Linked DNA regions of Homo sapiens: region 1 is linked to region 2. A link is an interaction called in ENCODE POLR2A ChIA-PET data of the cell type or tissue named here. Cell type or tissue: GM12878. All regions are shown on one strand. Each heading gives the region's core, and the rest is flanking DNA. Links, peaks and the distances in the headings are about the cores only. Region 1 has its middle 7.6 kb from the start of TMPRSS13. Region 2 overlaps SMIM35 (small integral membrane protein 35).

What was found. Peaks named below come from ENCODE experiments on the same cell type or tissue, not always from the same donor. Only the 100,000 strongest peaks of a DNase experiment are listed, where the experiment ranks them.
Region 1: POLR2A ChIA-PET joins it to region 2 with 7 read pairs; 13 of 35 experiments call an interaction of 5 or more read pairs at or near these places.

The regions. Positions count from the first base shown.
Region 1 is chr11:117,934,828-117,939,218 of GRCh38, forward strand. No RefSeq gene overlaps it. Among named protein-coding and RNA genes, the nearest start is that of TMPRSS13, 7.6 kb to the left of the region's middle. RefSeq lists an enhancer at 656-825. In GM12878, for the core only: no CTCF peak of the experiment used is centred there; no DNase peak of the experiment used is centred there.
Region 2 is chr11:118,044,563-118,048,953 of GRCh38, forward strand. All of the region lies in intron 1 of SMIM35 (small integral membrane protein 35), which reads right to left. Among named protein-coding and RNA genes, the nearest start is that of TMPRSS4, 30 kb to the right of the region's middle. In GM12878, for the core only: no CTCF peak of the experiment used is centred there; DNase peaks (open chromatin) are centred at 1,915 and 2,269.

The DNA.
Region 1 (4,391 bases), core at 216-4,215, 110 kb before region 2:
TTTTCCTTGTAATTCACCCCAACCGTGTGTCTGTAGCTCCTTGTTCCCCTCTGTGGGGACCCACAGCAGAAGTCAAATCCCACTTCCCCAAGACAGCCCTTTTCACACTCGAGGGCGACAGCTCGGTGATCCTCTGCGTCTGCACTTTTCCCACCTGTTCCTTCGCTTGCTCCTGCTGTGAGGTGGTTCCAACCCCTCCCTCAGCGAATTTCTCCAAAACAAGGCCCACGGGCCACAGCCCTCTTGAAGTGCCGGCCACAGCCGTGTTTACACGTGCTTATTCTGACTCTTTACATAAAACCCACCGTTGCTCACTGGAAATACCCAGTGGGCTGCTGCTCATTTTTCCACAGAAATGAGGCAGCTGCAGACAGACCCGTGATGCTGACAGACAGGGCTTAAGCCTGGCAGGGACAAGCATGGGTCCCACCCGCACACATTGGAGCTGAACATTCACAGAGCGGGTGAGGGTGAGAGTTGCTGACTACTGTGACCGCAAGAATCCCACCTTCAGACGGGACCATCCTTAACTCCCCTCGAACCATCTGAGAAGGCTTTCTCGAGTAGGAGGTGAGATTCCAGAGGCTACACAAATGACAGAGAGACAGCCTGGTGTTCTAGGCTGCCAGGAGGCACTTGACAGGCCCGGGAAGGGGACATTCAGAGCGGTGAGTGTGGAGTGGTTTGTAGAAGGGACTTTACGGTCAGACAGCTGTGGAATCACAGCTCTGCCGTGTACCGCCTCTATGTTCCTTGAGCAAGCTAATGGCCATCTCAGAACCTCAGTTTCCTCATCCACCAAATGGAGATAATGATTCCTCGTAGAGTATTTCTGTCCATTCAGTGAAATCATTTGTATAACACATTTGGCACAGGACCTGGTCCCTAGTGCCCACATATGATTATACACACACACACACACCACTACACACACACACACACACACACACACACACACACATACACGTATAGACTATACGTGGTCATGGTTTCAACAACAAATAGGACTCTGAGCAAAATATGTGCTTTTTTTTTTTTTTTTTTGAGACAGTCTCACTCTGTCACCCAGGCTGGAGTGCAGTGGCACAATCACGGCTCACTACAACCTCAACCTCCTGGGCTCAAGCCATCCTCCTACCTCAGCCTCCCAAGTAGCTGTGACTACAGGTGTGGGCCACCATGTCCAGCTAATTTATTTATTTATTTATTTATTTATTTTTTGTAGAGATAGGGTCTGACCTTGTTACCCAGTCTGGTCTCAAACTCCTGGCCTCAAATGATCCTCCCACCTTGGCCTCCAAAAGTGCTGGGATTACAGGTGTGAGCCACCGTGTCTGGCCAAGATCTGTGCTTTGGATCTGAAGTCCAAAGAGAAGTGTCCTTTGCTAGAGATTTGGTGGAATAAGATCTGGCCTAAGACTTCAGACCTGGGCTTTTGTTGAGATTGTTACTTCCTCCCAGCTGACCCCTGGACCACAGCTTTCTCATCTTAAAAAGTGAGGTCCTTTTCAACCCTGGAGAGACTAGAGGTCTCCAAGTAGGACGATTTGGCACAAAAGAAGGAAGTCAACAAAGGTAATCAGGTGATCTGGAGCTCCTTGTCAAAGAACTGTGAAACAGAAAATCTGAGGGGGAGACACAGAGTCACAGTTTGAGAAAGAAGAAAATGCCCCTCAGCACGGCCCAGAAAGATAGGAACAGAAGAATGGTCAAAACCAGAGGGAAGGCAAAAACAGGTGCAAGATGCAATCAATAAAAACTATAAGGAGAAACGACATTTTTTTTCATGGATAAAAATAAAAAGAACACCAGGAAATAATAACTCATATTTGCAAAGTGCTAGCCCATATATATTATTTCATTTTGTCCTCTGAGCACACTCAAATATAGTTCTTATTACCCTCTTCATCTTCCAACAAGGAAGCAAAGACACAAAGAAATACACTTCCCAGCGTCAACAATTCATGAAGGATGGAGCTAATTCTCACATTCATTACATTGATTTGTTCTAAAGCTATGTTTTCTGTCTCCACATCTATGTTCTTACCATAACAGTGTCAGCTGGCACAGAGAGGTATAATGAGTCATTGTATTTTAAAATGTTCTTAATGTCAGTCTACTGTTTTGATAATAAAATTTAAAATGTTAAATCGGTACATTCTTGTTAGAACCTTTATCTATTCTCTTTACAACTCACAGTATTTGAAAAGAAATACTTGATTTTGATGCCTTTCTTTTCCCAGTTTCATTTCTCAGCTGCTTCAGACAGATGTGTTTTTATCCGAGCAGGTGATGAGTGTGAAGTCACCGAAGGTGAACTCCTGCAGGTCCCCAGATTAATCATGCTGTGTTTTGTCAACTGTCACCCAAAGACAGACACTTATATTGTTTGCTCAGTGAAAAGGAAATTTTATGCATTTTGATTTTTTTTGCTTTTCGAATGTGAATCATTTAAGAAGCATACAAAGTTACCCAGACTTCAAGCCTAGTTAACGTAATAAATTTCAGATCTTTGAGCATGCAGCTACACGATTTCATTTCTTTTATAGTATTTTAGAGTTTGGAAAGAAAACAGAGCCTTTCTGCTTTTTCAGCTTTCAAAAGACTTTTCTGCTTAGAACAAATTCATCTAAAGGAATATGATCTTTTTTTTTTTCTGTGCACATAGAAAAGTGGAACAAACTCCAAGGTCATTTCCTAACCCAAGTGTTACACTCCTGCTGTAGCTCTCGGGAGGAGACTATGCCACTCTGCATCCTTTGACCTCACTTAATCTGACTTGGCCCTGAGTAGAGAAGCTTATACACACTGAGTCAGACCCACAGGCAAACAGGACCAGGAGGCTGTCTCCAGCAGACGACATTTAGTGATATCTTCCAGTGTGATATTAAGACTTGTAATATCACATTCCCTTCCTTTATCTCATCTGGTCCTCAGGACAATCCTCCAAGGTACATAGGACAAGTAACATTCTTGCTAAAGCCCAGAGAGGCTGGACAACCTGCTCAAAGCCACAAGGCTGGTGGCTTGGCTGAGCCTCGCAGCAAAGTACCTCCAAAGCTATGCCCTTTGCAACATTAATGGTACATTCCAGACAGCCTCAGGGTCCCTTCATAGCTATGATAGATACAACATTCGTGAAGATATGAACACTGGGGCTGGGCGCTGTGGCTCACGCCTATAATCCCAGCACTTTGGGAGGCCGAGGCAGGTGGATCACTTGAAGTCAGGAGTTCGAGATCAGCCTGGCCAACATGGTGGAACCCCGTCTCTACTAAAAAATGCAAAAATGTTAGTCAGGCATGCTGGCACGTGCCTGTAATCCCAGCTACTTGGGAGGGTGAGGCAGCAGAATCCCTTGAACCCGGGAGGCAGAGGTTGCAGTGGGCCGAGATGGCGCTATTGCACTCCAGCCTGGGCAACAAGAGTGAAACTCCGTCTCAAAAAAAAAAAAGATACGAACACTTCCCTTGAACCTGTCTTTATTCCCAACCTGTAGCACTTCTTCGAGGCAACACGTCATGGCCTACGCCCAGCCCTGGGTTGGCTACTCCCCAGAAGTGGAACCTTGGTCAGTCACTTCACTTTAGTTCTCTCAACTGTGATCCAGCAAAGATGTGTCTGCTCTGCCTGTCCCTTAAAGATCAAGTGATATGTGAGATGGATCTTGGGGAACTCTGAAGTACTATAATGACATTGGACATTCTTACTGTAAGTTTAAAACTCTCTGCAAACAGATCTCCCTACCTTTGTCTTCACACAATACTTGTGAGTTCTAAGACGCTCCTCTTCTAACCTGTCAGAATTCAGTTCGGCCTTGGAGGATTTACAGATTTCTATTGTTTTCCTTCTCAGCCTTAGTTCTCCCAAACTGAGGCGTTATGATATTTCTGGCAGCTCCTGACAGAGCCCCTGTAACCATAAAAGCACTGAGTGAGGGGCATAACACAAAGAGAGGAAAAGGTTTCCAGCTGAATTCCGAAATTCTCCCTGAAAACATCCAGATTCCATTGGTCTTTTGGGCTATGGCCACCTTGGACCGCCCACGAGTAGGCTGCATTCAAAATTGTCTATCATAATGCCAGGACCCCTTCCTTGAGTCAGAATGTCTGGCTCAGGACCTGTGGCCCTAAAGAGAGTCATGAAGCATTTTGCAGAGATGTTCTCCCTTCCATTTTAGCAAATCAAAACCCACTCCCTCAGCCCCTGAATCCTGCTTAGTTTTTACACATTCCATAAACAATTACTTACAGTGTAACTGTCATGTTCCAAATACTGCTCAGGCCACTAAAACAGAGCAGGAACAGCCTGACTCTGTGCGTGTCCTCATGACCTTCGTCTTCAGTGAGGAACCTCATGCCCCTTTATGCTTGCCCTCCTCACCTTGGGGC
Region 2 (4,391 bases), core at 80-4,079:
GGCTGAGGGTGGGCAGATCACTTGAGGTCAGTGAAACCCTGTCTTTACTAAAAATACAAAAATTAGCCAGGCGTGGTGGCGGGCACCTGTAATTCCAGCTACTCCGGAGGCTGAGGCAGGAGAGTTGCTTGAACCCATGAGGCAGAGGTTGCAGTGAGCCGAGACTGCACCACTGTACTTTAGCCTGGGCAAGAGTGAGACTCCATCTCCAAAAAAAAAAAAAAAAAGTTCATTCTACTAAAAAAAAAACAAAACAAACAAACAAACAAAAAACCTCCTAGTTTGATCACTTAGAAGAAACCTCCAGCAGGTGATTGGACATCTCTAGCTTTTAGATTATACTGACAAGGAACTTTAAAACAAAACAAAACAAAAAATGAAGAAGCAAGCAGCACAACCCCCTGGAAGATTAGCAACACATCAAACAAAATCAGAAGGAAGTTCTAAAACTCAAAACCTAAGTACAACAGACCCTAGTGGGAGGCCCTAGGCTTTACTATTAGGATCAATGGTGGAGGCAGATGTGGAGATGATATTGCCCAAGGTCCAGGTTTGGCAAGAAAAATGGAACATTTTCATCTCCATTGGCTTCTAGGCCCCCTCACCCTCAATACATCAGGTTTTATGGAGCCTACACTTTTCTCCAGCTGGAATCAAGAATTCCTCCTTTGTTGCTCATCTGTTGCTCATCAATTCCACGTTTTAAAGATCAGTTCAAGTTGCAGAAGAATAGATATCACATAATTCTAGTTATGGTATACACACATGCACACACACACACACACACACACACACACACTAGAGAGAGAGAAAGGCTGTCACCAAGTTGCGGTTCTCCCTATGATTAAGGCAAGTCAGGGCAGGTGTAAAGCAGGTGATGATAGGGTTTATGAAGAACCAGGGGAGTGGGGTAGGGAGTAGAAGTAAAAAGAGCCTTTCAAGTTTTGCCTTAGTATTAGCTTGAACCATATAAAATTGTCATTTTTAAAGGTCAAAAACAGGTATCATCAATTTCACATGATTTTCATCTTTTGCAATAGAAATATTTGTGTGATGAATAATATTGCTGAAGAAAACAAACCAATCACATAACAATAAAAAATCAAGTATCTCCTGTTTGAAACTAGACCCATTGGTTTGTTTACTGCTCTCTAAACTTTACCTTCACTCTCTCTCTGATAATGTACAGCTCTGAATCTTTCAACCCAGTATAATGAATGAACAGACAGCAGATTTCAGGCAGATCTTTTTAACTCTTGACCATCGGGATATTTGCTTTAGCAGTGTGTGATGACGGAAAAAGACTTGGAGCCAGGCCATCTGGAAGCTAAAATATCATTACTCTGGGCAAGATTGAGTTTTAATCCTCTCTTATGTTGAAATGGGGATTAAAATATTAACTTCACAAGGTTAACGTGAAGATTAAGTGAGACGTGTATGTGAAAGGAGAGTTATATGGCTCCTGACACATGGTAGATATTCAATAAGTTATTTTCCTTCACTTAGAGTGAAATTTTCTAGAACAGCATAGAGTGTTGGCAGCTCTTCAATAATTTATCAGTAGCCTTTGTCCTCCTCTGGACAGAGACCAGTTAGGCACCAAGTACCCATAGAGATCTCCACCTACTGATGACCAAAAGTCTGCCTTTGATCTCTAATGCAACAATAAGGTGGGCAGAAACAGCCCCTGACAGATCACAATTTCCTATGACATAAAACAAGGCTCAGAGTCGGGCCCCTTTATCTTTAAGTGATGATGCCACTTTGGTCTGATACCACATTAGATTAGATGGATGTGTGATCTCCTACCAAGCACACAGGAAGATTGGCATCAACCTTTGCACTGATGATAGGGTTTATGAAGAACCAGGAGGCCCCAAAAAACTGTAAGTCCTGGTGCCTGGCTGTGTCAGAAATGCAGTCTTAACATCAGGTAGTTTCCTGCCTGCTTAGCCCTCAACCTCAACAGACGCCTGGATATCAAGAACCTTGCCTTAAGTCTGAGCCAAGTTGTCCCTCCAATTAAGGCAAGTCAGGGCAGGTATAGAGCAGCTGTTCCCAAATTCTTCAGAGTTCCCTACGGATCTTTCAAAGAATGGAGTACCTGGGACCCACTCCAGACCTATCCAAGGAAACTCTCCAGAGGTGGGCCCAGGAATTTGTAATTTTCAATAAGCTCCCCAGGGGATTCTTTCACAGCCAGACTGACACCGTTTGAGTCTGGAGGACAGAGGAACAGGTCCATCAAAGTCTATTCATATGAGAGTCGGTATAGGGAGTTTCCCAAAGTAATTAGTTCTGGTTATCTCACTTTGAGGAGGAAGAAAGTGAGAGTCATACTGAACATACTTAAGTTTAGAGAGAAGGATGTTTAGATTTGAAAATGTATTGTTTTGAGTAAAGGAGTTTAAGATAAATAAACATTTTAAATTTCTTTGTAGAAGCCAGTCCCAAGAATAGTTTTATTACTTCCCTAAGCAAGATAAAGTCAAGGAATAGAAGTGAGCTTCCCTACCACTGAATGAGTTTTAGGAGTAAACCGGCTGCTGAGAGTCAGCCACCACCCCAATGCGGTGACCTTGGGAGAAATGACACACACTTTGTCCTTGTGTCAGTGGCCCACATGTTGTGTGCATCTGCGAGGGTCTAAGGGGGTTAGCATATTGTGACATGTTTACACGTGGTCTGTGACATGGATTTATTGGCGATCTCATCTGTTTTTAACTAAATTAACCAATTAACAAGCATTCTAGAATACATACACTTGTTGTGTGTCTGAAAACAGAGAGAAAGGGAGAGAGATGGAGACAGAGAAAATATCCAAAGAATGAGCCCTGGCCCCAGTCGGGGCTTTGGAGGTTGGCATTCTGGGGCATTCTTGACAGATGACACCCTGAAGCTCAGCTCTTCTGCCCTGACTCTTCCTCAACAGAATCTTGGTGGTGGCTCAGGACAGCCAAGATGTCATCTAGGAGCAGGCATGGGCAATACACCCACAGCCGGCCACAGCCATCTCAGAGGATCCCAGACCTTAGACTGTCCTGTCCAGAGACTGAGGGCTGGGAGAGATGGAGAAAACAGTGCTTCTGTTTGAAGGATTTAGTGGACGGAGAAGCCCCATGGACAGAGAAGCAAATAAGTTATTTCAGCAGCCAAACTGAGACTTTGAGTATGAGCTATGGCCACTCACCTTGGGGGCAGTCAAGGCAAAGCTTCCTTTACAGCAGCCTAAGCAAATGCCTTCTGTGGGCTGGGGATCTCTGTGACCCTCCACATTTGTCCCAGGGTACTGGCTTGAGTGCCTAAGCTTTGCTAGGCAAGGTCTGTGTCTTGGGAAGAAGGAGATGCAGACAGCAGCCCAGAGCGTTTCAAGGGGCTTGTTGACAGTCTCTTAGGAGGTGTCTCTGGGGCTCAGATGGAACCTCGCCAAGCCCTCTCTCTGCATGCCTCCCCATCACTGCCCCCAGAGTGGGGGTGCATCCGTTGGTAACATGGGAGGTGATCATAGTGGTACCCAGGAGCCATTTATTGTTTTAATAGCTATGCATTTATTTTCACGTTTTTAAGAAGAGACTTAACTAGCATATCAAATCCTGATTTTGTGGATTTTATGTCTTAGAACAAGGTTAAAGGAAGTAATTAATTTAAAAAAGTGAGTCAGATTTAAGAAAAATATTAGGCCGGGCACGGTGGCTCACAGTTGTAATCCCGCTGAGGCGGTCAGATCACCTGAGGTCAGGAGTTTGAGTCCAGCCTGGCCAATATGGCGAAACCCAGTCTCTATTAAAAATACAAAAAAAATTAGCTGGACCTGCTGGCGTGCTCCTGTAGTCCCAGCTACTCAGGAGGCTGAGACACGAGAATCACCTGAAGCTGGGCAGTGGAAGTTGCAGCGAGCCTAGATTGCGCCACTGCACTCCAGCCTGGATGACAGAGCGAGACTCCATCTCAATAAGAAAGAAAGGAAGAAAGAAAGAAGGAAGGAAGGAAGGAAGGAAGGAAGGAAGGAAGGAAGGAAGGAAGGAAGGAAGGAAGCAAGGAAGCAAGGAAGCAAGGAAGGAGAGAGAGAGAGAAAGAGAGAAAGAAAGAAAGAAATTAAGTAAATAATGATACAGCTGGCTCAGGAATGATGCAAAAGTCATAAAGTATGGGGGAAAAAAACAACAGAAAACAAAAAACAAAAAACACGGCCCTAGATTAAACACATGAGTAATAGCCAAACAGCAGGCCATCCCGGAAGAGATGGAGGTGCTTTCTAGAAAGGACATGACCTAAAGGAGTGAAGTGTCACAGGTCCTGGGCCAGGATGGGGAAGGGGAAAACCTGCCCTTCAGCTTTCCTTCCTCCTGCAGCCTCATGCCTATCGCCTAGGCTGAAGAGCTGCAAAAAAA